Linked DNA regions of Homo sapiens: region 2 is linked to region 1. The links are chromatin contacts, found by Hi-C or POLR2A ChIA-PET in ENCODE. All regions are on one chromosome and are shown on one strand. Each heading gives the region's core, a stretch centred on a gene start or an enhancer-like site at or near the end of the contact. The rest is flanking DNA. Distances are from core to core; before and after follow the strand shown. Region 1 overlaps ADORA2A-AS1 (ADORA2A antisense RNA 1). Region 2 overlaps KIAA1671.

Region 1 (3,107 bases), core at 430-2,929:
TAATGCCCTAAACTAGTTATTAGATTTGGGACATTAATTCAGGCAGGGCTAGCAGCAAGCAAGGTTGAGATCTGAAGTAGGACTCAGATTCTAGGAGTGAGGGCAGAACTAGTCTAGTGTTTAAGGTGGGGCTGAACTTGCCAGTGGTTGAGTTTGTTGCTGGGGCAGAGAACCTGGTAAGTTATTACAATACTGTAAGCCCTCCACAATGAATCATTAGTATACCTTATAGCTTCTCAGAGTACACAATCTACTTAGCTTCAGTATAAAGTATTTTAAGATGCCAATTATCTGCAGATGGTGAAGTATAGAACATAAGTCTGTTTGGCCTAACTTAACAAATACATAATTCTTTCTACACACTTGTTTCGCCCCGGGCTGTGTACCTATTTGACCTCTTAACCCCCATCGATTTTTGTCCCCTTACGATTCTCCAGATACAACCACTTCCAATTTGAAATTGCTCTTTGCAACCATGAGGTAGTTGTTTCATCCCCAGATTCTGGGACCAGAACTCTTTTCACCATTAGGTTCCAGAAACTAGGGTCCAAATACTCTTGCAATAAAGTGTTTCCTTTAAACCAAATCCAACCAAACATACTTTTAAAAAAGTTAATAATAAAATCTTCCCATCATCTGGCTCTTCAGTAAACTCACAGTTACTGACTTTTACTTCATCAAATACCAGGCTGTCTTGTATCGTTCTTTGGCTTATTTATGGTTCTTTGGATTTGACATCCCTAAGGTTTTCTTGGTTCATATTACAGCAATATACAGAAATCACAGACTGTAATTCAACTACCCATCTGATGACTGACTATCTTCTACAACACTCCCACCAAGTGGTCATCTGGACCGTACCTGAACACCCTGAATGAGAACTCATCACTTGCAGAGACTGCCTATTTCATTTTTTTTTATATCACCCAATGAAAATAACTGTATTGGCCTGAAATATCCTCCCTAAGTTTCTTGAGACAGAGTCTTGCTCTGTAGCCCAGGCTGGAGTGCAGTGGCACGATCTCAGCCCACTGCTACTCACTGCTACCTCTGCCTCCCGGGTCCTGGCTCAAGCAATTCTCCCGCCTCAGCCTCCCAAGTAGCTGGGATTACAGGCACATGCCAACATGCCCAGCTAATTTTTGTATTTTTAGTAGTGACGGGGTTTCACCATGTTGGCCAGGTTGGTCTTGAACTCCTGACCTCATGATCTACCCGCCTCGGCCTCCCAAAGTGCTGGGATTACAGGCGTGAGCTAGCACGCCTGGCCTCCTCCCTTAGTTTCTATCCATTGACTCCAGCTCCTCTCCTTAGGGACATGTGGAACAAATAAAAACCTCTTATATGTGGCCCCTTCAGAAATCTGAATGAAGTGACAATATCCTTCCTGAGTTTGTTTGCCTTGTTTTGCTAAATATATGTTCCAAGTGCCTTTAACATTTTGTTGTTGTTGTTGCTGTTAGATCTCTCTTTTCTGCATATTCAAGATGATCTATATGTCGTGTAGCTATCCCAGAGCTAGATTAATTTCAGGTGTGCTCTGGTCAGCACAGAACAGAATGAGATAGTCATCTTCCTTGTGTTCTGCACACTATACTTCTCATAATGCAACCTAAGATTATATCAGCTTTTTTTGGCAGCCACACACACTGTTGACTCACATTGAGCTTCTAGTCAACTCAATACCCCTAATTCAGCCACACGTACTGCTGCTAGGCCCAATGCATACTTCTGCAATTGTTTTAGCGGGGAGGAAGTGGTAAAGAGAAAGATTTATCACATTGATACTTCATGAAATTTGGGGCCCAAAAATTCAACCTGGGATTTTGCATTCCTGTCATACATAAGCCTATGCTTAGTTTGCTATCCTAAATGATTAGACAAACTAGTGATGAGTCATGGACTGGAGTTCAGCTTAGGCTAGTCAGCTTTGCTTTGTTTCATGGTCTCATGCAGCCTTCTCAAAATTACCGATCTTTCAAATGTATGCTATTTATCCCGAGAAGAACTGGTGGAAAGACTATAAATGATTCAATGCAAAGCCATTATCACCACTGAAAAAAACAACGCAAAGATAAGTATCCAGTACATTAAAGATGGTATATTTATAATTTGCCATGGAAGAATTATATCTAAACACCTTCTCCTTGATTAAAAATAGCATCTATAGAGATAATGCTATATAGATTTTCAAAGATATTTCAACTTAGCTTATTCCATTCCTTCAAGAAAGTGGGGAAGGTATCATTATCCTCATTTCTAGTTCAGTTCAGTCCTTATTGTACCCATGGTATTCCAACACAAGTGAGACCCACCCCATGTGATTAAGGCACTCATATCCAGGGTGTTCTCATTTCTAGTCCAGTTCAGTCCTTATGGGACCCATGGTATTCCCACACAAGTGAGACCCAGTCCGTGTGATTAAGGCACTCTTATCCAGGGCGTTCTCCTGTAAGTGTCAGGCAACATCTGCTCTGCTTGCCCTTGCCATCTGGATTTTAAAAAGGATCTCATACTCCGTTAATCATAAAATCATAGAATCTATGAGAATTAGTCTAATATCTTTGAAGATTAGGAAGAGGTATCAAATAATGCACCTAAAGTTTCAGTTACCTAATAGTAAAACCAGGATTAGAACATATTTATATTCTAACCAGTATTCAGACCAATCTTCTTTCTCTTACACTACTATTTCTCAAGATACAAGTAGGTAACTGTCTGTTATCTACAGCAAGGACATTTCTGAAAATGGGATCTGAGATACACATTCTCTGCAACTCAAGAATGTTATGGCTAAGGATCCCACCAAACTCCTAATCCAAGGGAATATGGGCCAGGAAGCTAATCAGAGAGGGATGAACCATGAGATGCTGAACCAGCGACTTCCCAGTAAACAGATTTGTGCTATATGAAGCAGCTCCCCCAATATCTACCATTGTTAGAGCCACTTGAGGATTTAGACCACTTGTGTTCTAGATAACCAGGGTGCAGAGACAGCTAGAAGTCATGTTGAAAGGAAATAATTATAAATCTGCTACAGCCAAAGGTGGTCTTTTTCAAAAGCAGGCTAAATAAGCCGCTGAGTTAATATAGCTAAAGGAACCCGG
Region 2 (3,003 bases), core at 404-2,903, 510 kb after region 1:
ATGCCAAGTGCTTTTTGATGTATATTCTTAGCAAATCTCTCAGCTACTATTCAAAGCAGATAGGTTTAACCCATCTGAGAGGTGGGGAAACTGAGGTTTGGGAAGTTAAGAAACTTACCCATGCTCATAGAGGTAGGATTTGAATTTGAGTCTGCGCACTGTGGACTACCAACCAAAGCTGTCTCCTGACTCAGACTCCCAGTTGCCAGGTGCTGATCTCGAAGCCGCCCTCTCTGCCTTTCCCTCTAATCTGCCTTGAAGCCAGCAGTTATCACCTGGATGCACCAGACGGAGGATGCTGACATGTGAGATGCTGTCCCCCCACCGGGAGTGGGAGACTCAGTGAGGCTCCTGGCAGGCAGGCGGTAACTCCACCCTCTCCCACTCAGGAAAGCAGGTTGGAGTGCTAGGGAGGCAGGGTGAGGAAGGTGATTCTGGGAGAGCCCCAGACACACTCTCATAGATGGCCTCAGAGTCCTGCAAGACCCTGTCCGTTGTCTTCTCTCCAAAGTCAGCCCATGATACTTCCCTTCACTCTACTCCAGCTGTGCAAGCAGAAATTTCTGTTCCTTCCATGCCCCAAGCTCTTTTCTGACTCTAGACCTCATGGCTTTCCCTTGGCCGGCTCCCTCTGACTGTAGGTCATTCAGCTGATAGGTCACCTCCTCCAGGAATCCTTCCTGATCACCCAATTTGTGCAGCCCAGCTGCTATTCACATCACAAACCCTGTTCCCATCACCTCCCTTGTCACATGCTACTGTCTTTGTCTTGGTGCATGGCTTATCCATTGCCTGTCTTTTCCACCTTCCACCTGCTCTAAACTCCACGTAAACAGGAAATTGTGAGTTTATCCACATTGCTCTATCACCAAACATGGAGTATGGCACATAATAGGTCAATATCATCTTTTGGAAAAATTGGAAAAAGAGCAACTTTTAAAAATTCAGCAAGTGCAGCCGGGTATGGTGGCTCTCGCTTGTAATCCCAGCACTTTGGGAGCCAAGGCAGTTGGATCACTTGAGGTCAGGAGTTCGAGACCAGCCTGGCCAACATGGTGAAACCCTGTCTCTGCTACAAATACAAAAAAATTAGCCGGGCATGGTAGAGGGCGCCTGTAATCCCAGCTACTCAGGAGACTGAGGCAGGAGAATCGCTTGAACCCAGCAGGTGGAGGTTGCAGTGAGCCAAGATCACGCCATTGCACTCCAACCTAGGCAACAAGAACAAAACTCCCGTCTCAGAAGAGAAAAAAAAAAATTCAGCAAGTGCAAGTGTTACAACCTCATCATCTTGGTAGTCAGTGGTTTGCTGACACATTTCAAAATGGGGTGTGTCTCCCCACTGTGTCACGACACCTTAGGAGGGAACTTGTTTTCCAAGCCAGTCCTTCTATTGTGAGTCAGTGATTCTAGGAAAGAGTGGTGTCATAGGTTGGGTTCCCCCAGAAGCAGAGCCTAAGTCAAGGGTGCAAAGGCAAGCAGTTTATTTGGGTGGCAGTGTACCATTAGGGTGAGATAAGGAGCAGGTTACCTTGGGGAACAGCTGGGGCTCAGCTGTGCTGGGGACCTCTGGGAGCCTATAGAACATGCCATTAAATTATCCGACTTGAGTGCTAGGTAGCTGGGGTATTTATCCCCCAGCAACAGAAAGTTATCCACTAGTGCTGAGAGGATTTGGGTGGAGTCCAACAGTGTTTGGTATGACAGAGTAGGCTCTTCCCAGGCACCCTGTGGTGCCTGGGGTGGCACACCTCTTGTGAGGACCTGGCTGGCTCCAGCAGGCAGAGGGCGACCGTGGCTCAGGTGAACCAGCGCATGAGGTCAGAGGCTCTGACAAAGGAGTGGCTTCCCTGTTCCTGCTTCTGCCTGAGATCCAGGGCTGTTTGCAGAAAGGCGACTCTTTAGGCATGTAAGGATCTCTGAGCCCAGAGAGGTCATTTTCTTGGGGTCCCCTTTTAAGAATGAACTGTATCATCGTCAGAGCTGTTGTATCCTGAGCACCTGCTGTATACACTTTCCAGGCCTCTTTGCTTCCTTGCATCTTTTGGGATGGAGTTGGGGCGAGGGGTCCACTCTATCCCCTTGGGATGGGAGACAAGGCCTGTTCCTCCTCCTGCTTTCCAGCCACGTTCCTGCATTTGTGCAGAAGCTGTGCAGCCTAACTCCAGGCTCCTGCCTCATCCCGTCTCTGTTTGTATGTTAGGTTTTTTTTTTTTTTTTTAATTTGAGACAGAATCTCGCTCTCTCACCCAGGCTGGAGTGCAGTGGCGCGATCTCAGCTCACTGCAAGCTCCGCCTCCCGGGTTCACGCCATTCTCCTGCCTCAGCCTCCTGAGTAGCTGGGACTACAAGTGCCCGCCACCATGCCTGGCTAATTTTTTGTATTTTTTTAGTAGAGACAGGGTTTCGCCATGTTAGCCAGGATGGTCTCGATCTCCTGACCTCGTGATCTGCCCACCTTGGCCTCCCAAAGTGCTGGGATTATAGGCGTGAGCCACTGCGCCCGGCCAAGGTTTTTTTTTTTTTTCTTGGCAGGGGCAGGGTCTCACTCTCGCCCAGGCTGGAGTGCAGTGGTGCAGTCATGACTCACTGCAGCCTCAACCTCCCTGGCTCAAGCGATCCTCCTACCTCAGCCTCCCTAGTAGTTGGGACTACAGGCAGGAGCTACCATGTCTGGCTAATCGTTTTTGTATTCTCTGTAGAGACTGGGTTTCGCCACGTTGCCCAGGATGGTCTCCAACTCCTGAGCTCAAGCAGTCCACTGCCTTGGCCTCCCAAAGTGCTGGGATTATAGGCATGAGCCACCATGCCCACCCCCAGTCTCTTTCAATGATTAATAATAATACGGTTATGAGGACAATTACTGATGTAGGTGTTGACCATTGGCATTATGCTAAGCACTTCATGTATGTGATCTCATTTAATCCTCACAAAAGCATGTGAAGTACCTACCCTTGCTTCCATTTTATAGATGAGGAAGATGAGGCTCAGAGAGGTAGAGTG

The links. A loop is a pair of places that touch in the nucleus more often than their neighbours do. ChIA-PET counts read pairs that join two places held with the same protein, here RNA polymerase II (POLR2A). Pooled maps may share reads with other maps.
Region 2: a pooled map shows a loop between it and region 1 (13-fold over the local background). The contact joins two enhancer-like sites. A Hi-C loop is called at or near these places in 1 of 50 pooled maps. POLR2A ChIA-PET finds 5 or more read pairs at or near these places in 2 of 52 experiments (GM12878 and activated naive CD8-positive, alpha-beta T cell).

The regions. Positions count from the first base shown.
Region 1 is chr22:24,484,957-24,488,063 of GRCh38, forward strand. The region is part of intron 1 of ADORA2A-AS1 (ADORA2A antisense RNA 1); the gene reads right to left. Among named protein-coding and RNA genes, the nearest start is that of ADORA2A-AS1, 8.6 kb to the right of the region's middle. Within about 2 kb of position 1,680, at least 3 of the 41 ENCODE cell types and tissues checked have a DNase peak (open chromatin) inside an H3K27ac peak, as active enhancers do.
Region 2 is chr22:24,992,843-24,995,845 of GRCh38, forward strand. The region is part of intron 1 of KIAA1671; the gene reads left to right. Among named protein-coding and RNA genes, the nearest start is that of KIAA1671, 42 kb to the left of the region's middle. RefSeq lists an enhancer at 1,942-2,539. Within about 2 kb of position 1,654, at least 8 of the 41 ENCODE cell types and tissues checked have a DNase peak (open chromatin) inside an H3K27ac peak, as active enhancers do.